3 separate regions of the Homo sapiens genome follow, and all the other regions are linked to region 3. The links are chromatin loops, found by intact Hi-C in ENCODE. Cell type or tissue: PC-3. All regions are shown on one strand.

The links. Peaks named below come from ENCODE experiments on the same cell type or tissue, not always from the same donor. Only the 100,000 strongest peaks of a DNase experiment are listed, where the experiment ranks them.
Region 1: a loop joins it to region 3, with 5 times the contacts of the local background. A loop is called at or near these places in 3 of 110 quality-filtered maps.
Region 2: it touches region 3 in a loop (2.5-fold over the local background); 5 of 110 quality-filtered maps call a loop at or near these places.

What each region holds. Positions count from the first base shown.
Region 1 is chr12:77,748,911-77,756,910 of GRCh38, forward strand. It overlaps a transcript of NAV3 not described here. Among named protein-coding and RNA genes, the nearest start is that of NAV3, 78 kb to the right of the region's middle. In PC-3, no CTCF peak of the experiment used is centred here; a DNase peak (open chromatin) is centred at 3,241; H3K27me3 peaks cover 3,726 bases.
Region 2 is chr12:77,720,321-77,728,320 of GRCh38, forward strand. It overlaps a transcript of NAV3 not described here. Among named protein-coding and RNA genes, the nearest start is that of NAV3, 110 kb to the right of the region's middle. In PC-3, CTCF peaks have their summits at 134, 4,248 (motif pointing right) and 4,454; no DNase peak of the experiment used is centred here.
Region 3 is chr12:77,844,262-77,852,261 of GRCh38, forward strand. All of the region lies in intron 1 of NAV3 (neuron navigator 3), which reads left to right. Among named protein-coding and RNA genes, the nearest start is that of NAV3, 17 kb to the left of the region's middle. In PC-3, no CTCF peak of the experiment used is centred here; DNase peaks (open chromatin) are centred at 1,790 and 3,840; H3K27ac peaks cover 1,104 bases.

The sequences.
Region 1 (8,000 bases), 95 kb before region 3:
TGAGGTGATGTCTAACTGTATAATCATTTCACAATATATATGTGAATTAAATCGTTACATTACACATGTTAAATGTATACAATTTTATTTGTCAATTATACTTCTGCAAAGCGGGAGAAAAAAAGGTAAGTGTGATGTACAAACTCATACTAGAAACCATCCACGTTGTTGGAAATGAGCTATGCATGCCACCAAGTGAAGTGAGAAAGATTCTCCCACCTTAGTTTTACCCAGAACTACTGGAAAGATGTGTTATTGTTCAACAGTGACAGACATGATAAAGGACTACTTCATATGAACTACATTTCTAATGAGAACAGAGTCCAATGAACAGAAAAAGAAATATCATTATATATGGAAGGGCAATGTCACATTTCTAACGATTCTGTTACGTTGAGATATTCAGGGATCAAACCTAGTAGGGTTCAGCCCTGTAATGGGGCTTAACATTTAGAACAATTTAAAAATATTAAAACTTAGATGAAGTTATAAAAGATGTTACAGATGAGAAAAAGATGAAAATGAGTATTAATATGATGGATGGGAAAGGCCATACACAAAGTTAATCTGCTGAGTTGATGGGTTGCATCAAAATTATGGGACTGAATTTAAATGTAAATATGTTTTAAAATCTATTTAGACAATTTAAGATAGTGAAGATATAGCTTGATAACAAATATTTTTTGAAAAGGTTCAGCTAGGCTTTTTTTAATGTCTATAAGTTTAATATGAGCCAGAAATATGAAGTGCCTGCTAAAAATAAAAATAAAAACCTTAGGCATAATAGCAATACAGTAAAGATCAAAAGAAGTCATGCACTTGTTGCATTCTGTGATATTTAGACCACATCCAGCAGGTTGTGCTGCTGTCTTTGGGCCATATTTTAAGAGAGTGCTCGCTGTATATATCAGAGTGGGTCTAAAAGAGGCTGACCAGGTGTTTTCTAAAATATTTGATTTACCAATGTAACAGATGCTAGAGTTCTTTTCTTTCAAGTTAAAGCTTTAAGGAGTAGACTTGAGTCCCCTGGGAAGTCATGGGCAGCTGCTGCTAGAGAGATATATTTCAGGTGATTCTGCAGTTCAATAAAGTCAAAGATGCCAAGTTATTTTAATACAGTATAAATGAAAATTATGGGAAGGAGTAAAGATAACCTCTGTTGGCTAGGTGCGGTGGCTTACGCCTGTAATCCCAGCACTTTGGGAGGCCAAGGCAGGTGGATCACAAGGTCAGGAGATCAAGACCATCCTGGCTAATATGGTGAAACCCCATCTCTACTAAAAATACAAAAAATTAGCCAGGCATGGTGGTGGGTGCCTGTAGTCCCAGCTACTCCGGAGGCTGATGCAGGAGAATCTTTTGAACCTGGGAGGCAGAGGTTGCAGTGAGCTGAGATCACGCCACTGCACTCCAGCCTGGGTGACAGAGCAAGACTCCATCTCAAAACAACAACAACAAAAATACAAGAACAGAACATAACCTCTGTTGGCTTGCACTTGTAGTCCTAGCTGCTTGGAAGGCTGAGGTAGGAGGATTGTTTGAGGTCAGGAGTTTGAGTCTGCAGTGCGCTCTAATCATGCCTGGGAATAGCCATTGCACTCCAACCTGAGCAATAGAGTGAGACCCTGTCTCTAAAAAAAAAAAAGTAAAAAGAAAGAAATATGAAAGATAACCCTGGGTAAGTACAGAGCTGGGAGGGATATAGGACATGACTGTCTTGTTTGGCTTTCTGGGCCTTGTAAAGCAAATGGATCTCAGGGCTCCATTTAAAGTCTGAAGTGGATTTTAATAATTGTGGTATACAGTGACAAGTGATACAATAGCATATGGCAAGTCATGCTGTTAGCATTAAAAAGGGAAAGATAAATACTTTCATATAGATTTTATTCCAAATCTGGCAAAAAATAATTTAAGAAAGGCAGAATGTAGCACTCACAGCAAGTGATAATCAATTTTCAAAGTTTTTAGGAACTAACAGAATGGCAGTTTTTAAAACTATAATTTGCTTAGAATTGAAAATGAGGGTGCCTCTGGCTACAAGACTTATTCTTATTTGCTATAGATTCCTGCAGTCTCACAACTAACTGTGAGAATTTTCTTTTTCTCTTTTTGTTTTGTTTATTAACGAGTTGGGCTAAAGGGTTTTGTTATGTATAGTTTCACAAACACATAGATCTTAGTTTGAATGAACTGGTCCTATTTCTTTAGAATCCTTTAGGCATATGAAAGTTGAGTTTGGTGTTGGTCAGGACAAGGTAAACATACGCTGGATAATAAAAGGCACAAAAAAGTTGACTAATGGGTTATACTCTTATGAGCTTTTCTACTTCAAAAATACTAGCCTCTTTGTAGCCTCTTTTCGTAGAGCTATCTTTGAAAGGACTTCTTTTTCTCCTCAAATCCAGTATCTACCCCTGCCTAGGCATATCTACCTATACACATTGATATGGTTTGGCTGTGTCCCTGCCCAAATCTCATTTGAATTGTAGTTCTCGTAACTACATTTGGGAGAGATCTGGTGGGAGGTAATTGAATAATGGGGGCGGTTACCCTCATGCTGTTCTCATGATAGTGAGTTCTCACAATATCTGATGTTTTTATAAGGGACTTTTCCCCCTTTTACTCACTCACTTTCCTTCCTTCCACCATGTGAAGAAGGACGTGTTTGCTTCCCTTTCTACCATGATGGTAAATTTCCTGAGGCCCCCCCAGCCATGCCTAACTGTGAATCAATTAAACCTCTTTCCTTTATAAATTAACCAGTCTCAGTTATGTCTTTATTAGCAGCATGAGAATGGACTAATACATACATTGTTCCTTTATAATCTAGAAGCATTATATCAATGTGAGCATATACATTTTGTATTCTTAAATTACACAATACAATTTACACATTGTTCAATTGAAGTTTTTTTCTTTCATAACCGAGCTTATACGCAGTTGTTCTGTGACATTAACACATTGAAGTTATTCTTGGTTTGTTATTTAAGAAAATATTGGAAATATTAGATGTCTTCAGGGAGATATTTTTTAAAACATATTACCAGATGGGTGAATATTTCTCCTTTCCAAGAATATAAAATTGGTGACTCATTTTTATCTTTGGTTTTCCACTGTAAAGAATGGGTGTCAGCTTCCTATGTAATTTTGATTTGTTTATCCAGCAGTTTTGTTTGTCTGTGCGCTTTTCTGTGTGCCAATTGTGGTCAATATTTGGTTTCCATAAAAGGTATGAGTTTTCTTTGAGGCTATCTTTTCTTACCATTGCCAAACCCACAACTGATGCACCATTACTTTGACTTTTGTTCTTAATTTAAACTTGGCACGGATCCTGTCTTTGGTGTAAAACATAAAACATACTCTGTTTTGACATGGAAGCTGGGAAGGAAACTATTTGTTTGACATTTTCTAAAGGGATCTATAGACAGGATGTTTGTGTCGCTTTTATAGGGACGCAACTACTACCTGAATGTACAAATACCCACGAGTTCAGGGTTGGCACGGCTATTAACAAATAAAAGTAGCCGAGAGTCCATTTTTCTTAGTTTATAGATAAAAACAGATGAAGACACATCAAAATCACTCAGTTTAATGGAACGCTGGAATGCAGAGCAATCAGGACAGATACTAGTCTCAAGTCCAATGGCTTTTCACTGCTGCAATTCTACCGAACTGACTCCTTACTGTATAGACCAGACCACCTGAGTCTGAATCCTGGCCCTACCACTCATATGTCTAGGCAGGTTATTTAGCCTCACTGAGCCTTTTTTTCCTCAACTGTAAAATGAGATATTAATAGTCTCTACTTTATAGAGCTCTTATAATAATTAAATAAGGCAAGCGACTGAATACAGTGACTGACAGAGTATCATGCTCCTCTTCCTCCTCCTCATCTCTCAAAATTGAATGCACAAAAAATACAACTACGTGACAATAAAATTGAATGCACAGGTTACATCCCTTTTTGGTGAGACTGTCAGGTTAGGGTTCTTTAAAGAGCAGGCTTTGGGCATTCTGGGTTCATTACCATATAGTTCTAACTTACTAAGCCAAAGATACAGTCTTAGACTTTTTATAAGGTAAACTGAACAGGAACTCCATGACCTGAAGGTGCTACTAAACCTCTAAGCTGTGAAACTTCAGTCATATTTTATGAATAATTTAGGTTTTGTAAGCTCAGTTCATCCATATTTTGGAAGCTTTTCAGACCATCTTCTGTAAAAATTGTACAGCAAGAAACTGACAACACATAGAAAGTAAAAAAGAATTCCTACAAACTTTACCTGCCAAATCAATCCATGTATTCATATTTATTGAGTGTCTAGAATCTACGCAGTGAAGAAAACTACTTACCATTCTCATGAGCACCCTGTCTTGCACATTGTAGGCACCTAATGCATTTTTTTTCAATTGAAATTTATGACTGTGTTTTTCACAGTAAATGTTCCCTTTAAAATATCCTCTAAATCACTTCTTTTAAAGTAGATAACCAGTCAAAAGTGGGGCAGTAGCAACTGTTGAACTTAGCAGTAGCCAAAAGCCACCTTCATCCCGAAATCTAATGACAGCTTCTTGGATGCAGCACATGTGTGTTCTATCTCCATCTCTCTTCTTAAAGACAATCCCTAGGTCTACATCTACTGCTGATTTTGCAGTTTTTACTAGTTAGGTCATATTGAGAATGATGATAGCATTAAAAATGAGGTGTTTTATTCTCTCTTATCCCTTGCCACAGTCAGTAGAAAAAGGAGGGGGAAGTAGGGAAGCCCATCACTATTGTTCCACAGCACTGAAATCATTGCTTTTTAAGAAATGGCACACAAGTGGTACCATTTATCAAGTGGTACTATTTATGTCTCTGTAAGAAAAATTCCTGTCTAATGCAAAATTGTTTTACAAATGAAGATTATTGGTACTTACTGAGGAAAGGATAAGTTGAAATACGTTCAAAAATATTGAATGAAAGATGTTTTGTCATTCTACTCATGGTTTACTAAGAAAGATTTAAATTTCTTCACATTAATCAGACTGCTACCTTTAGTGCAATTAAATGTCACATAATTGACTGTTATCTTGAGTCTTGTCATATAGAAAAAGGTAGGCTAGGTATGCCCAAGTTTGTTTCAGAAATAATTAATACTTTTAAATTATGAATTAGGTGTATTACTGATGTTATTTTATACGTATTTTTGAATAGCCTCTCCAAAGAAATCACAGGCATCTCATAATTTCATATAATAATGAGCGAACCTTTCTTCCAGCTCATCCATTTAGAGCTCCGATTTTGGCCATTTACTCTCAGGTGCTCCACTCTCCTCAAGCTGATATTGGCATGAGATTAGGGAATACCAACGCCCCAGTCACATGGAGCCAGTGTTGATGAGACTAATTGGATTACTCACTGGCTTAATTCCCCTTGTATGCTAAGGTGGGAAAGGGATAACAATGTATGTGAAAGTCCAAAGTCCCCTTCAAGCTACACTCCAACACAAGCTATGGCTATTACCATTTCCCCACATTGGCTTATTATGGTGACCTTCATTGCTCCTGAAGGACTGCTTTACTTAGTCTTCCCTTTTCATGTTATCAATTCACAGCATAGAATTATAGTTCTCTATTTCTGTATAGCCCAGAATTTGAGTTTAGTTGAATTTCTCATTCTTACCCGTTAAAACTTGGACAGCTGCAGAAAACATGTTTCTTAATACAATTTTGTGTTTCTTGCTGCTACTAAAGCAGAAAGAATGGCAGCCCCATTGACTAGTATTAGTGAAACTTTGTGAAAATCTTACGAAGATGTTAATGTTCCTTTTGGCTGTGCTTCCAGTGGCTTAGCTGTTTATGCGAAACTTTGCCTGGATGTCTTACAAGACCAGTGATTCTATCAGGTTTTGTTTTCCTCTGCCTTGGGATAGATGTGTTGCCAGAGTCATATTCCTTATAATACTGTTATTTGGCTCCAGTTTTATACTAAAACCAAGGACATAGTCAGGTAATGATTTGTGAAAGAAGAAAATAAACTTATAATTGCTGGCAAGAATAGAAAATCTTTTATCAAAATATTTAAATATGATATTCTGAATAATTTTTATCAATATCGGGAAAAGTTTTTTTGCTGAATTAAAAACAATTCCAAACCTGAATAATTTAATTTTCCTTCTTTTCTCAGTTAGTGATGAAGCTCAGCCTACAGGTGGACATTTTCATATACATATGAATCTCACCATCTTCATATTTCTAGTCTTTTCATTTGTTCCTGAAACCACTTATGCTTACTGTTTTTTTAATCTCAACAAAGACTATTTCTGAAATTTATACAGATCACAGGTCTCTTAAATCACAATTAATAATTTCTAGTTTATAGCTTTCTAATATGGCTCTTGTAAGATATGAATGAAATACATGACTTTAATTTAATAGAGGCCACATATATTTTGACCTCTTTGCTCATTCATACCTACTCTGTACCAACTGTGTGCTGGGGATACCAGGGAGCACAAAGCCCTCTGCTTACGTTGATGGGATCTTCTTTTCTTTTCTTTTCTTTTTTCTTTTCCTTCCTTCCTCCCTTCCTCCCTTTCTCTTTCCCTCCCTCCCTGTGCCTTTCCTTTCCTTTCCTTTCCTTTCCTTTCCTTTCCTTTCCTTTCCTTTCCTTTCCTTTCCTTTCCTTTCCTCCCTCCCTCCCTCCCTCCCTCCCTCCCTCCTTCCTTCCTTCCTTCCTTCCTTCCTTCCTTCCTTCCTTCCTTCCACTCTCTCTCTTTCTTTCTCTCTTTCTTCCTTTATTTTCTTTCCTTTTTCTTTATTTTCTTTCTCTCTTTCTTTCTTTTCCTTTTTCTTTTCTTCGTCAGGGTCTTGCCTTGTCACTCAGGGTGGAGTGCAGTGGCGTGAACACAGCTCACTGCAGCCTCAACCTGACAGGCTCAAGTGATCCTACCACCTCAACCTTCCAAGTAGCTGAGACTATGGTTAAAATAATGTCGAATTCAAAATAATTTTAAGAAATATTTGAAGATAAGATGTCACTTTAAATATCTTATTGTCCTGTAGGAAAGCACAGAAAAAGTTCTAAAATACTAACTTAGCATGGTCTTTGAAATAGATCAACTTTTGAATCCTCACACTTCACTTATTTGGCACAAATTACACTTATCTTTTTGTACTCATTTTGTTCTCTTTAAAAAATAAAGATAATAAAAGTATCATCCTTCTAGAAGTGAGTGAGGACTATATGATATAATATATACAAAGACCGCCACCAGGTAGTTTTTTAATGCTTGTGCCTTTTTTTAGTATCATTATTAATGTTATCATTATTGTTATTAAAAGCAAGTGTTTATAGAAATAGGGTTATGAAAATTTGAAAATCATAGGCATAAATAAGCTTTAGCCTATGGCTCAGATGGCATTTGCAGTTTATGCATATCATGCTGATTTAACTGACACTTTTTTTTTCCAAATTTTAATTCCTTCTCCTATTTTCAGTGAGATGTATTTTTATTTTTCTACTCAGTTTGTTGTCCTACTCATTATTGTGAACATAGGAATGAAGGGGTGCTTGGAAATGTCTAGATTATCTTGGCCATTCTCTTGTTATATTCAGTGATGTCAGTAAGACATGCTCCTTTAGGAACTGTGTGGTTTATGAGCCTGGAATGTCATATGCAAAAGAAATATTCCTAACTCTATATTTTATGGCTAAAGGTTATAGAAAGATTATTAGTTGACTTTCTTTTGAGATGGAATATTTTAGTCATGCTTTAAAAATGAGATTCTAAATTATTTTTAATTTTCTTATTTGAAAGTAAATAGTTTCTAATAACTAAAGTATGAAATTACTTTGTAATTCTGAGATATGCAATATCCATATCCACCTATATTTAGTTCATATATTTCAGCTGGGTTATTTATTGAACTATTCCTTGCCATTAAAAAATTATATATAGTAGATTTTATCTTTATGCTAAACAGATTCTTCTTAGTCATTCAACTTGCTAGAATCC
Region 2 (8,000 bases), 120 kb before region 3:
GCCTTTACCCATCAGCTGGCTAGTGATTCTGGGGGCCACTCAAGCGTTTTTCTGTGGGTGTCTTCTCAGGAAGTGTGCACATAAATTTCCAATTAGAAGGATTTACTGGCTTCTTTTTGCAGGAAACTGTACTCTCTTTCTTCCTCTTGTGTCTGTTTGAAGTACTACAGGTTCTCTGCAGCTGCCATATGCTGCTCAGCTCTCCATTCTTTTCAGCAACTCCCTGGCTTCTAGAGTATGCCAGTCCCATCAGCACTCCAAAATAGAATAACCAGACCCTTGGGCAGCATCCTCAAAAACCAGAATGTTAGATGCAAACTCCAATTCTTTCCCTCTCTAGGAAGAAGCTGAGAGTTTTTCCCACTTGTTCCATGTGGAGCCAGTAAGCAACTATGGCCAGGGAGTACAACACGTTTTTCTGCCAGCTTTGATGCAGTGGTTTCATGCTCACTGAGGTGTAGGAGCCTCTTAACTGGTTTCTGGATTTCTCACAAAGGGAGTGTGTCCATGTACTATTGTCCATGGAGGGAAGGAGGGTCTGGGACTTTCTCTTCTGTCATGTTGATAATATCACTTCTGCCTATGATTCTTAAAATGTTAATTAACAGAGATATTCTGCACATCAGTTTTTATTCTTCAGGGCCATAGATATAAGCTCAGCAGTGTGGTCTGAGTCTGCTCTAGAATGGTTTGTGTTTTTTATTTGTTTGCTTATTTTTGTTTCTGGTAATCGGAGGAGCATGTGCTATTGAGTGAGAGGACCACAGTCCATATCTGGACCCAGTGGACCCACGGTAAGCTGAGAAGCTAGGACTATTCATTTCACAGCTCCGAAACTCTATTCTTTCATTTATGAAGTGTGGATATTGTCGAATATTCATCTGGACCTTTGTAAGTGCATTGTAAATCTGTAAAACAACAAATTAAGGTTATTTATTATATATAATAACTACAGGACAGATCCAAAAGATGTAGATGTTGTTTTTTACCAACCTAATTCGTACAGCTGGTTCATTTTGACTGGTTACTACTTTTTCCTAAGTATAATGAGCACAGCAAAAAAAAAGCGTATTGAAAAATCTGGGTAATTAACCTTTTTGTTTTAGCTCTTCTTTGTATTTGGCTTACTTCTCTCATATATCTGAATGTGTTTATAGCCATTTAAGATATGCTGAGAACCTGAAAATTCAATTACTTATATAAATGTTTTACACTTAAATTAGTTCTAGATATTTGGTAGGAACATGGGTATAAAAACATGAAATATAATCAAAGGTGAAAAGAATAGCCTCAGTTATTTATCTTATAAACTAGTGATTTTCATAATTTATTTTTTATGTTGAGATAACTAAGACAATAATTCAAGGTCTGTAATGCTGAGAGTCATATAAGCTTCTAAACAGCCATTTTTGGAAAGTACTCTATGGGAATGTAGCAATTTACATGGCACATTTTCCCAAGGAATTTAGAGCAGTTCGTGGCCCTTACGTAATTTGTGGGAGGTAAAATACATGTGTCATTATTTGAAATCCCAAAGTCTATGAATTGAATCAAGAAGCCTCTTTATAGGCTTTTCTGATTCAGGACAGCCAACCCTAACCAGACCTGGAACACACAATACTACTCATAGTTTTTGTCAGAAGGAAATTCAAAAATAGCACACCTAGAAGAATTGTCATTTTACACTGAGCCAACTGTCATAAACTGTGTGCTCCATGTGTTTCAATGGAACTGAAAACCCCAACTCAATTTTCTGCTGAACAAATGTTTAAACTGAAAAAAGCAACGAAGCCCACAAACAACCCTTTTACTTGATGCATATTTTTCTTTATCCTCTTGTTGGGTTGTTAGAATGGGAATTCTATGTAGAAGGAAAGGTATAAAAATGAATTCAATCGTGTTTGGTAGTATTTTCTACACTGTGTACTGGGCTGTGACTAACATACTTTATTTGATAGGGATTATAATCATCCTTTTTTCAGGAAAAGATGAATTCAGGGTTTTCTATAATTAATATACTCATACTCTTTCAGGAAAACTACATGCTGTGTATTTATACGTTAAAGCAACAGGTACTATAAAAATCTTGTTGATATTGTGTGTGGTAGTTTTCAGCTTTTTGATACTTAAGCCTTTGCTTTTACAAAGCATTATGCTGGTATAGCTGTTTAGCAATAACTTTTGATTATTATGGGCCTAGTTGTGGTAATTTTACAAAATGGGCAGTATTCAGATTGCATGTAAATTGCAGTGATAGAAAAAAATAAAAAATATTCTTCTACAGTCTGGGAGAAATTTTGTTAAATCATGTTATTATATGGGTTGTTAAGTTCTTTGGAGTCTTTTGAAGAGTGTCCAGGCTGTTTCCATGCTTTGTTTATATAGGGAAATGATTGGAATAAAAGCATGAACTGAACTATTCTTGAATTAATCCAAATGTTTATATTATGGCATTATTGATAGAAATTTTGTCTTGTTACTTGGATATCATGCAGTGTTTATGAGGATAGCAGTTTTCTAGCCAAAATCTCACTCATGAAGTTCAGCTCTCCAATTTTAGAAATGATTTTTCTTTTTCTTCATGCATACATACTTGGCACAAACCTCAGTAAAGTTAGGCTCAGGTGAATGTTTACAGATTATCATTCTGAATATGATTTTTTGAGGGGCATGATTGTAGCTTTTGTGTTATCAGCTATAGTAATTTTTGCAAGTTTTTTTTGCCTTTTGGGTTTTTACTAAATGTTTTTCTACTATGTTATTAATTTTCTGTAAAATATGTTTATAGTGTCTCTATTCAGAGAGACAGAGACATAGAGAAAGAGAGCACATGCTCTCTCCATGTAGAAGTGACAATGGTACTGGGAGATGGTGTGATATACCAAACATTTCCTCAGTCCTCTTTCCTTTACTAAGCCCTACATTTTACAGAAGTGACTGCGAATAAAGTAAACCAAGGAGAAGATCTCTGTATGCCTTAACAACTTTTCAGTTTTGCAAAACTATAATAATTAATTCTTACAATAATGTTATTGAAAAGTTTTTTTTTTTAAATTTGATTTATGGAGGGATTATGATGAGCCTCCTTAAAGAGGTTGGCATGCTGCTTAGACTACATGGAGCCACTGAGCAGATACTAGTCAAGCTATGTGAACAGCACTCTGCTGGCTATTAAGAAGCCAATGATAAACAAAATAAATAGGATCTCTGCCCAGATACAAATACATTTCAAGTTATGACATGCTGTGAAAGGCTTGAATCTTCTGGTTCACACACCTTCTCCCTGCCAGAAATCTGGGTGCAGAGCCAACCTTGTTTGCTTACTGGTCATGAAAATAAAGGAGGGTCAATTGGAAGATCCTGATCCATAGTTAGTTGATGCCCTTTCTGAGTCTCCACACAGATTTCGAGGAGTTTCTTCTTGGCAATCTTGACTTTTTTTTTTTTTTTTTTTTTTTACATATATCTCTATTATAATAGGTCCCATTAATTAGAATTGTTCTATTTCAACCTTCTGCAACTTAAACAGTAAGTCCTTGCAGGATAGTGAAAAGCCTTTTTCATGTTGAATTGCTTCATACATATGAGATTTAAAGTGATGAATATGCGTGTTCATTCGTTTGTTCTTGAAAATATGAAAGTACATTTGAGTTTTTGTATTTTTCTATTCATTAATTTTAAATGCCAAATAAATTATTACTTTTCTACATCCATTAAATGGGGATAACTCTTATCTCATTAGTTTACTGTGTAAATAAATGAGATAAAGTATATAACATATTCTAGATGCACATGTAAAGTATCAAGACATGTTAGATATTACTAATACTAAATAATACCACATTCTCTATTACAAATTTCTATAAAAATTGCATTTTTCATATAAAATTTTGGCTGTGACCATATATGTGGGCACTTATGTATTTGTTTACAGACCTATCAGTTGATTATGCTTTTTCTGTATTTTTTTCTGAGAATAGAAATGTTAAAAAACTTTCATTCAATGCCTGCAAATAAATTAACTCAAAGATGTTCAATTCTAGAAGGAAACTTACAAATTATCTTGCCTGATATGCTCATATTATGAATATATAACTGGAGGAACAAAAAAATTAAAAAACATATTTAGGCCACTTTGGGGGGATTCAGTTTATTAAATAATATCTCAAGTGCTCAATAATATTTGCGATATCCTTCCTTTCAGTGCTAGAGTATTCAGCAATATACTGTGTTTGCCACCAGAAGGTGCTACAGGGAAATAAAACCAGCCTGTTTGAATGCTTTGTACTAGTATTTTTCCATTTGCTCTTGGTGGTGTCCTCTCTAGATCATTTCCTCCATTCAGTAATAGGTTTTCATATGGTATCAATATCCTATCTATGAAATTTCAAGGAGCTGACCATGGGCAAAAAAAGCAGGAAATAGAGAAGTCTTTAGAAATAGCATTATATGAAATATTTGAGAACATAATATTCATGTAATTGAAGATACTGTATAAATTAAGCTTTGCAATTTCTGTTAAAGTCAACTTCATAAAGAAAGTTTATGTTCTGTGCTAATTCAGATGTCAAATCTTTCAAAAGTGAATTTACACTCCCTTTAAAATATGGTAGAACTGAGAATGCTATTGTGGAATGCATAATTCTAGAGTGAGTACATTTTATAATCTTGTCAGTAAATTCACTAACCTTAAAAGGTTTATTGTCTTTAAGCTTTCCTAAGTAAAAAATATCACCAGGTGTCTGTGTGTATTTTCTTCACATAGTTTATTTCAAGATAATTTAAGCATCTAGGCGATACTGGTATTAAACTTTTTTCCATTGAGGATTTCCCTTTTCTTTTCCATTTGGGAAATACAACATGCTTCCCAGATTCCAAATTTCACTGCTTATTTTTATGACTACTATAAAAGGATAAGAAGAGGATAAAATAGTAAAAGGGTAATAATATTATCCTGGGAGCTATTTCTGTATCTCAGTGCTAAAAGCCATCAAACTATGTAGACATTTTTAAAAGTTCTTTTGTAATATTCATATAACTGACGAAAATGTGTTCATTTATCATTTCAGCAGGAAAAAGTATAAAATTTCTCTGGATATTTTTCTGGACATTTGCTGTGTACATTTTCATTTAACATGCCTTTGCAAGTTAGATAGTTTCCCCAGATTTTTTTTTCTTTTAATTTCATGTGCTCAGTAAAAATGTGGCAGTCTTAAGCCCAATGCTGCAAACTATACTGGTAAAATAGGGTGGAAATCAGAGAAAGTGGTAGTTGTAGAGAGCTTGCTCGCAAACCATTCAAAATTTGGAAAGGAAAAAAAAAAAGTGAACTCTTCTATACTCATGTAAACTATTGTATTAGTTTCCTGTTGTTGCTATAACAAAATATCACAAACTTGATGGCTGGCGACCACAAAAATGTTTATCTTACTGTTCTGGAATTCAGAAGTCCAAAATGGGCCTCACTGGGTTAAATTTAGGTCTCTACAGGGCTGCATTCCTTCTGGAAGATCTGTGGGCGAATCCATTTCATTGCTGTTTCTAGCCCTAAAGGCTGCCCTGTCTCTTGGCTGTGTTTCCCTTCTATCTTCAAAGCCTTCAATGGCTGACTGAATTTTTTTCATGCTGCATCACTCTGAATCTGACCCTTCTGCCTCATTCTCCACACCGAAAGAACACTTTTAATTACATTGGGCCTAACCGGATAATCCAGGACAAACTCCTTACTTTGAGGTCAACCGATTAGCAATCTTAATTTTCCCTTTCCATCTCATATATTCACAGGTTTCAAGGATTAGAATGTGGAAATCTTTGGAGAGGGGATTATTTTTCTGCCTTCCACATCTACCTTCTGTGCATTTTTCCAGAGTTGAAATACTATGTGTGTAATTTGTTTAGCATTTTTCACTTACACTTGTGGTTTGGATTTTCTCGTGTTAGTGCTTTTCAGTGAATATCTTTTTCACAGCCACAGAACACTACAAGGAAAGAATTTACCATCATTTTCCTACCCATTCACCTAACATTGGCCACTTAACTTATTTAAAAATATTTATTGTATATCAGTTGTGTGACAGGTGCCCTGCAAATAAATGGGATTTTAGTCATTTATAAGACAAAGTTTCTGCCTTTAGGGGAACTAATGGGAAAGAGAGGAGGAAAGAAAGTAAGGGATTAGTCAGAGTATGAATTTATTAAAATTCTGATGTGGGCATGACAGTGGAGACAGGGTACCATAAAAATGGAAAGAATGAAAAAAAATGGAAAGAATATTTCTTCAATGGAGAGTCAGGCATGGTTTCCTAATAAAGTGACATGTTTGCTGGGTCTGGAGGGTGGAGATATTTATCCACTTTAGAAGCTAGGGAAAGAGTGTTTGAGGCAAAACAACAAAAAACAACAATAGCAACAAAAAGGACTTGAGTAAAACAACAATAACAACAAAAAGAGCACTAGTAAAGACCCCAAGTCAGGAAGCTGCTTGGCACAGTGGATGATTGTGAAGTGGGACAAACTGGCAGGGGTTTGGTGATAAGAAAAATGGCTTGGGATGAAGACGGAGAGGTGAGAAAAGCCATTTCATGTAAGACTTCGTATGCCAAGGTAATAATATGGGATTTCATGTTAAAAACAAGGAAAGCTATAGAACAGTTTTAATCGAAGGAGAAACACAATATGCTTCTATTCAAAATGATCCCTCTGGCTACAGCACTCATCATGAATGAAGATAGCAGAAGGAGACATGAGGAGGTGGGGACCATATTGAGGAATATCCACAGATTTGTCGATAGAGATGGTCAGGATGGTAGGAGCCACTGAAAGGTTGGTGATGCCATGATTCCATTTACTAGGACTGGTGTAGGCTGAGAGAAAGCTGTTATAGTGGGAGGACTGAGTTCAATTTTGGAAGCATTGTATTTGAGAGGTTTTTGGGTCATAAACATGGAGGTTCCAGTGAGAAGTTTACGAGTGTAGTCAAGGCCTGATAGTTTGTTGTGGGCTGGAGCTTTATCTGTGGAAGCTTTGTAGACAGCAACCATAGGCATGGGAGAAAAGTAAACAGGAAAAAGGGAAAAGGTTGCTTCTTATTTCAGCTCTTAAGAGGAACAATTTTTTTTTTTAATTGCATGAATCATTGACCCCTTTTTGTATCATTTAGAATATTACCAAGTCAAGGGTATAAATATTTTAATGTTGAAATGAAACGTAAGTGAAAAACAGGCAGACAGATTTAAGGAAGCGTATTCCAGGGAGACAGAATAACATGGGCAATGGCCAAGAGGCATGGAGCTGCACATTGTTCAGTAGAGTTTAGAAGTGTGATATGACAGGGCCCAGGTTCTAAAAATTCTGTTCTAAAAATTTTACACTTATTAAATCAACGAGTCTGTGAGGTAATTACTATCATTACCTCATTTTATGTATGAGACAACTTAGGCACTAAGAAGATAAGTAACTTTTCCCAGTTATACTGTTAGGAAATTGTGCTAGAATTCAAGCCCAGGCAGTCTGTATTACATAATGGACAACTGCTATTGCCAAGTACTCTTCTAATTACTCTCATTTAGGGGTGGCTATTTCGCTTTTCATCCTAATGAAGTCTGCCAATATTATCCATCCCCACTGGCTATAGGAGTGGGAAAAACACCCAAATTGGCCTCATCAGTATTTTTTTTTTAGATGTTTTAAAATTGGAAGTAAAGAACAAAATATTTCTGCTCCTCTGATAGCAAAGCTAGTGAAATGTGTACTCCAAACTGCAAATGGCTACGATTCCATCCTAGTAGACATAGCCATGGTGAGTTTATAAAAAGATGAGATCCAGTGAGCCTCCTGGTGGTACTTAAATCCCCAGCTCACTCCAGTCCTGTTAGGGCAAGACTTCCTTTTCAGCAATTTGGTCATGTGAATCACAAAATGCCTAAGCTTGTCTGAGTTGGTTACGATGATTTGTGGTCAAAAGTGTTTTGAGTAATATATTGCTGATTTATTACAGTTAA
Region 3 (8,000 bases):
GTCTTCACACAGCAGAAGGCCAAAAGAGAATGAACCCACTCTTTCAAGCCCTTTTATAGGGGCCTTATTCCCATCTATGAGGGCTCCATCCTCATGACTTAATCATCATTTAAAGGCCCAACCTGTAAAGCTATCACATTGGTGATTAAGTTTCAACATATGAATTTGAAGGTCACATTCAGACCATAGCAATGCCCAAAGCATGAGCTAATATTTGGTCAGGAGAGTCACAACTTTACTTGCTTCTAGGTGTGCAATAAATTTTTTTGAGTTGTGTTTATAGGGATAATACAATGTAGTTTAAATAAAAAATTTCTCACTAACATTTTTATTCCAGATTTTAATTATTATTTTCTCCCCTTATCCCTCCATTCTATATGGACTTGTTTTAAATTTTTATTTTAATGGTTCTATTAAATATTTTTTCGTTGGGCAGAAAGAATATAGTCATATACATATACCTACATATGATACATGGGCATACTTATTCATCCTGTAGTCTAAATATGTAGAGTATATGTTGCATACAGCATTACAGCAGCAGTAGTTAATATGAAATCACTAAACTTCTAGTCAGGTGGCCTGAATTGGAGTCCTTTACTCCAACTGTGTCATCTTGCATGTTTTTACTCAATTTTCTCGACTTTGGGATTAGGACAAGAATAGCAACCTCACTTAATTGTAGCCAGAAATAAAAGCGTACTGTTATAGCATCATAATAACGTTAAGACATTACCTATCATTTTTGGAAGCAAATGAGACCTACAAACACACAATTTTTAGCACAGGCTATTCTTTTTTTAGAATATCAATAAGCATAGAACTAACGAGAAAAATTTACACACAGTTTTGTATAAATATGTATATGTGTGTATATATATATATGATATTCAATAGCTCCTGGATCCATCTATTTTAATAAAAGGAATCTTGTGGAATACAAATACACTTCCCAAATTCAGGCAGTCTTGTTTTGAAGAAAAACAATCTTAGTAGTGATTTATGGGATAGAGCTCAGATGGGTTTGTGCTTAGATTGGGGCTCAGTGCAGTCTGGCACTGCCTTTAGAAGAGAGGACCATGTGCTCTTGGACTTTGACTAAGAACCTATAACATCCTAATATTGAATGACTTTATTTCAGATTTTTGCTACAACACTTAAAAGAACCCAAGTACTTTATTTATTTTATTGCAGAAAGAAGCATATCTACAAATCATCACGCTTTACTTCACCATTGTTGAATGTTTTTTCCTCCTATGTTTAAGTCAATTAAAAAACCAATGTGGAATAGACAGAAATTTTCTCATCTATTGAAGTTTTGGATATTAGTGATATCTTTTAGAGGTTTTCTATTTTTTCATATTTTCATTAAGTTTGATTAGGCTAATACTTTTTTTTTTTTTTTTTTTGAGATGGAGTTTCACTCTTGTTGCCCAGACTGGAGTGCAATGTCACGATCTTGGCTCCCTGCAACATCCGCCTCCTGGGTTCAAGTGATTCTCCTGCCTCAGCCTCCCAAGTAGCGGGGATTACAGGCACATGCCACCATGCCCAGCTAATTTTGTAGTTTTAGTAGAGACGGGGTGTCTCCATGTTGCTCAGGCTGGTCTCGAACCCCTGACATCAGGTGATCTGCCCACCTCAACCTCCCAAAGTGCTGGGATTACAGGCTTGAGCCACTGGGCCTGGCTGATTAGTTTAATTCTTTAAACATTAAGTGTACCAAAATACTAGCTTTACAATGCAGTGCACTCCAAAAAGCACATAAAGATTACTGATCTCTGAGTCATATCTCCAATTCCGGATGAACGAAGATTGGAGAGGAAAGGGATAGGCTTATGTAGCTGAGAAATGAATTCACTCAAGAGTTGATAAGCACCAAAACCAAAAACACATCCAATACTAAATGACAAAGTGTCTGTAATTTCAGATCCTCCTCCATTAAAATCTATTAATAGAGATTCAGATTTTGTGTTTATTGCTTTAGGTATGAACTATCTGAGAATCCACTGTCAGGAGTTTATTCTCTAAAAGTTAATTCATTTTGTGTTTGCATAATGAATGAATGCAATGTATTTAGAAATAGTGAGGATAATATATGCAGGAAGATAATTCTAATAGAAAAATCTCTTGAAGGATAAATACGAAAATGTTGGAAGAATAAATGAGTTATCACATAGGCTGACCAACTGTACTGGTTATCTTCAGACTGTGCTGATTTTAGTGCGCAGTGTCTTGTTTTGGAGATTCTTCAGTCCCAGGCAAACTGGGATGATTGGTTACTCGAGTTATGAGTCCAATTTCCTTGATTTTCTCCTTGATTTCATTCTAGTTTTCTATAATAGTCTAATTATTAGTTCTAATTTTATAGTAGTTGGAGATCTCATATTTATCAATTTTTAAATATATTATTGCCTTGTTAAATTAAGGATTCGTTGTTAGATGCTGTCAATTATCTATTTCAGATTTAATGGGAAATGTCCTTTCTTTAACAGGAATTTTTCAAATTAGAAGTAGCTTCTTCAGAGGTTTTATTCAAAGGAGAATGATTTTTTTTCAATGAGGTTCAAATATATACATTTGCTCTTCATCCCTTTTTCCTACCATTTTTAACCAGTGTTGGCAATGAAAATAATACACTTTCCTTTTATGAAAAAAGCTTTGATTTGTCAATAAAACAAACATGTCTTAGTTCCATGAGTTCATCATCAGGAAATTTCCAACCTAAATCTTACGGGCCCTGAGTTGAATATAATGATATCTTGAGGTACTGCAGTGAATTTGTTTTTTCTATACCTTCAGAGACTACACACAGATATCAAGACTTTCTTTTCACTTCAACAGTATGCTTCTCCTCTGTAAGACAGACAGGATGTGGTCTAGGAGAAAGTCCACACTTTAACAATAGGCCATTGACAGAATGTGTGGGGAGTACAAAGAGGAAGAGAGCATCTGTCTACACCCAAAATTATCAGAGGCATTTCTGTGTGTGAGAATCTTCGATTTCAAAAATATGTTTTTAAAGGTCACCCGTTTTCCTTCTCTGTTTTTATTGGATGAGGAAAATTGCCTTCAAGATAACAAAACATTTTAAATTCAGGGGAGGAATTGCATCACATTTTGTCTAGTTATCCCAGGCAGAAAATGAATTCCCTCAGGCACTAAACACATTTTCTTTAGCTCTTATGTATGATCTATGTGAATCAAGCTGAGAAAATGAAAAGGGTGGGAAGATGAAATCCAACTGAAAGCAACAGGGCAGAGGATCCAACAGGCAAGAAGTCCTTCTAGGAAGAATAAATGGAGAGTGCCCCAGGTGCTGACTTTATCTACAATTAATTCTGTATAACATTTTCTCATTCATTCTGCATGAGCAAAGATGCTACACAAAGTATTACAAACACCACTATTTTTCTTTCTCTTCTGTAGCCTTGATCAAATGGTAGTTAAATTTTAATTAAATTTCATATTTCAAGGACTTGCAAGAAAGTCTCTGATGTCTTAGCCCCGTGTTTGTTCTCTGCATGTGTAGCTTGTTTTAGCCTTCAGAGGAAAGTTCCCATATATAGCACTCTATCACGATGTTGACCTGTATGAACATCCAGCTGGTGCAGCTGCCAGGAGGCTGAAAGGAGAGTTAGAATGAGTTCCTATGTCTGTCTTGTCTTTTACTTTCTTCTTTTGAATGCTGTTGTGTAAACCTTTTGTTCAAATGTCTTGCCACCTGGATTCTCTTGTGGATGTGTTGCTACTCTCTCCAAAAGACTTGGCAGAGGGTGCTTCCTGTTGTACAGCAGACTTTTATTTACAGAACACCTATAAAACCACAACAAGAATAGTCAGAATATAAAAGATGGCCTTCTAATGAACGTAGTAAAACTTCAGAGCACATTCTTTAGCCAGGAGAAAGTGCTGCAAAGATGTGATTTAGGATGAGTAAGACATAAGTCAAGGTGTGGATCTTTCAGTTTCCACTAGAAAACAACACTTGGATTTCCTGGCAATGTATTTTTGTAATGACTGTGGTTTCTTTTTGTAAACTGTGTCTCAGACAGGGAGGAAGAATGAACCAACTGGATTGTGTAACTTTATAAATAGAAACAGCCATGTTAAAATAACAAGACTGCTCTGGGTTAAGGCAATGAATTTTGCTACTAGCTGTAAAGCTAGGCCACTGAATGAATATAAGATCCATCCTGCAGAGTAACTTCTAAGGCTTGCCCAAAAATGCTTAATGGGAAAAATCTATGAGAAGTCCTTGCTCCCTTCTATTGTATTCCAAGTGTTTTACTCCAAATAAATCAAAACCTTTTCTCTGCTGGATATAGTCAAGTTGGAGACACACAGGAACTTTATCCTCCACTACAAATATTGAATAATGTGCTCATATCATTTTTAATACAGCACATAGTTTACTAAACTTTGGAACAGTTTATCCATCCTGGCAGTGGCATACAGGATAAAGAGTTAACTGCCTTATTATCTGTTGAACAAGATATATGCTACATTTGCCATAGGAACTGGAACACTGAATGATTTAAATTTCATGATTGCTCTTTATTTTTGGAGGAAGAAACCCAGGTGAAAGCAGAGAAATCTCCTAATGAGGATTAAAAAAAATCAATATTTTCAATATGATTCCATGCAATTTCATATGTACTTGAAAGAGATATGTGCTGTGTTTACCAGTCAGTCAAAGTTTATAGTTCATAGCTTTTGAGTCTTTTGGGAATTACTGCATAATAGTGATGTTTTCTTTTATTTTGGTGGCTAATCCTTCATAGACATTGTTGGCAAACTAATCTTCCTGAGCATAGCCATAATCTTGGCAATCATTCAAGCTTCCCCCAATGTAATTAAAATTAAATTTATTTAAACTCTAATTAAATTTCTTTAAACTTTCTTTAATGAGAAACCGATTTGATTCATGTTTATATCTCTTGAGCTTCCCAAACACAATGTGTTGTATGTAATAGTGATTTAAACATATGTGTTGAATAAAAAATAATTATTTTTATGATTGTATTACTTTGACTCATGATTTACTTCATGTCTATATCGCAAAAAGAGCCATCCTAGAGACTGTTCATGATTTATTGGATAGAAATGCCAGCTATGCTATTTCTATGCAGGTTGAGTATTTATAATCCAAAAATTCAAAATCTGAAATTCTCCAAAATCTGAAACTTTTTGGGTGCCAACATGACACCACACATGGAAAATTCCATACCTGATTTCAGGTGATGGGTTGTAGTCAAAACACAGTCAAAACTTTGTTTCATGCACAAAATTATTTGCTGAAAAAATTACCTTTAGGCTAAACGTAGAGTGTATATGAAACATAAATTTCTTGTTTAGACTTAGTTTCCATCCCCAAGATACCTCATTATGTATATGCAAAGATTCTAAAATCTGAAAAGAAAACTCAAAATTAGAAGCACTTCTGGTCCCAAGAATTTTAGATAAGAAATGCTCAATCTATATATCAGTGATCCAAAGTCCAAACCTTAATAATTTTGGCCTTAGCAGAGTATACTAAGTCTACCTTGAGCGATGCTACCCCAATCCAATGGTGGTCACGTGTGTCTCCAAACCTATCTCATCAAATATAGACTTTTGAATGTGGAAGAAAGAGTGGAGGATCTTCTAAGACAAGTGTCTCCTTTTTGTACCTGATTAAAATTAAGACTCGGCAGATTGAAGTGGGTTATCTCAAAGCCATGGCATTTTAAAAAGTGGCTATAAAATTCTACGCCCGTGTCCTAAGCGTCCCATTTATTGATAATTATTGCTTAGGTTACTCTAATAAACCTGCTTAGAAAAATAAATATGTCTTTAACATAAAATTCAAGACTCATAATATTATGGAAAGCCAGCCATAGCCTTGTGCTAGAAAATCAGTAAGGAGGTGGAACATGTTTGAGTCATCCTCCAACACTTACAAGTGTTTTTGGCATTCTTTGATTTCCTTGTCAGAACGTAACTAGTGAAATTCCTCTGTTCAATAACAATATCCATACTCTATTGCCAGGGTAGGTTTATGGATGTTAATAGAGTTTTCCTTGTCAAGGGTGATGTATGATATGGATCTTCCTCTAAGTAATCATAAGTCCGTTGCAGTATAGTAAATCAGCCAAGTGCATTGTAATTTATATGTTTTACTTACAGGGATTTCAGACAGGATACTTATCAAATGTACAAGAAAATGTAACTCAGTATTTTCTGTAACATATTCTTCTTGCTTTCTTTCAAATCTCCTTTCCTGCTGCTGGTGGTTGCAAAGGAGGTTGGTGATGATGGGGGAAACCTAAATTAAGCTATTTTCTTTTGGTTTGAGAAAGCCTCATTAGAGTAAAAGATTAGTAAATTTCAAGGTCAAATTTCTTTTCAGCACCTTTTTTTCCTTTTCTATGAAGTTTCTCTCTTTCTTTCTCATTTTTAAAATGGCTTCTTCAGATGGATGGATACAGTGTGTGTAGGGAAGCTTTTGTGTCCTCAGGGTAATGGCAGATGAAGGGAGAAAAAAGTCTCTGGTTTTCTTGCTACTCTTTGGGTCCTTGCTGGTCTCTGCAGAGTTGGCCCCATCCAGCCTGGTCACTGGACATGTGCTGTGAGACTTGGGCTATGTGGACACCCTCTGTTGGCAACTATTGCTCATATTCTGCACCTGTCCTGATGCCAGCTCTCTTAGAATACTAGTCCTCAGAGCATTCCTGCATAGCACCACTGGGACACATAAGAACTTTTGGATTCATAGACATCGGATACGCTGTCTCAAGCCATATCTACCTAACTGTGTCTTATCATTTTTCCTCTGCTGTGGCTATTCCATATTGGCAAGGAGCACCCCTGCATTCTGATCCCCCCAGCTATCAAATGAGAAGTGGGGCACAAATTCTTTCAACCTTCACCCTGCTCTTTGACCTATCTTGAATTTTTTTTATGTAACTGTTAATCTTGTGCCTAGTCCCAAGGGTATGGAGGCACCAGCTTCTTTCTCAGGAATTCAAATTGTATCTTATCTTTAGAAATACCCCTTCTGAATCCCCTTGCTTCCTTACTGCTATTTGAACCTTTATTTACCCTCACTGTCACAGGTTCTCTGAAATATATCTTGCACCCTATGCATTGTGGTTAATAGTGCCACTGTATGCTGTGGTAACCAAGATTTTGTATTTGATAGATAAAGAAAAGTTCTTGAATTTGGAAAACACTTTTGTGCTCAATGAAATCTAACTTTTGAGACTATTTTGTCACAATGAACTTAAAAATATTTTCAATAATATTAAGCAATCAATTATTTGTTACAGACTGAATTCTGTCTTCTTGTAATAATGATTGTCGTTATTTTAATGATTAGGGAAACTTTAGATCAACTAAGAAACAGGAACAAAAAATGCTATGCTATTATCTCAAAAATGCATACTCCTTCCTACTTAAGAATAATAAATTTATATATTATGATATGGTAAAATTCACAACTAATTGTATTTTTCCCTAGAATGTTTAAAGCATTATCTAATACCAGCTTCAGTGTCTATATTACTGTAACTTCATGAAAGACTACTAACAATACTGGCTATCATTTATTAATATTAAGTAGTACTTGCCAGATGCCGTTAGAGGTGCTTTAAATGCATTCTCATTTAGTCTTCGTGTGTACTACCGTTATCTTCACTTTTTAGATAAGGAGACTAAAGTATAACTAGAGCTAAGAAACATGAGAAAGACGACCTAGCTACTGCCTATTTTGTAATTCCCATGGACTAAGCTTGGAGAAGTAAGAACTATTACTACAATAGCAGAAATTGAACAACAGCTTCATTTAGGAAATCACAGCAAAAGTATAAATAAAATGATGACTCTTAGGAAATAAAAAGCAGTTTTTGAGAGTAGGGATAGATGTGGCCTGCTCATTATAAAGTTCACGTGTGGTAATGGATAACTGATTTTCAAAATAACAGTTTAAACTCTGAAAATTCTGTTATTCTGACTGGGTG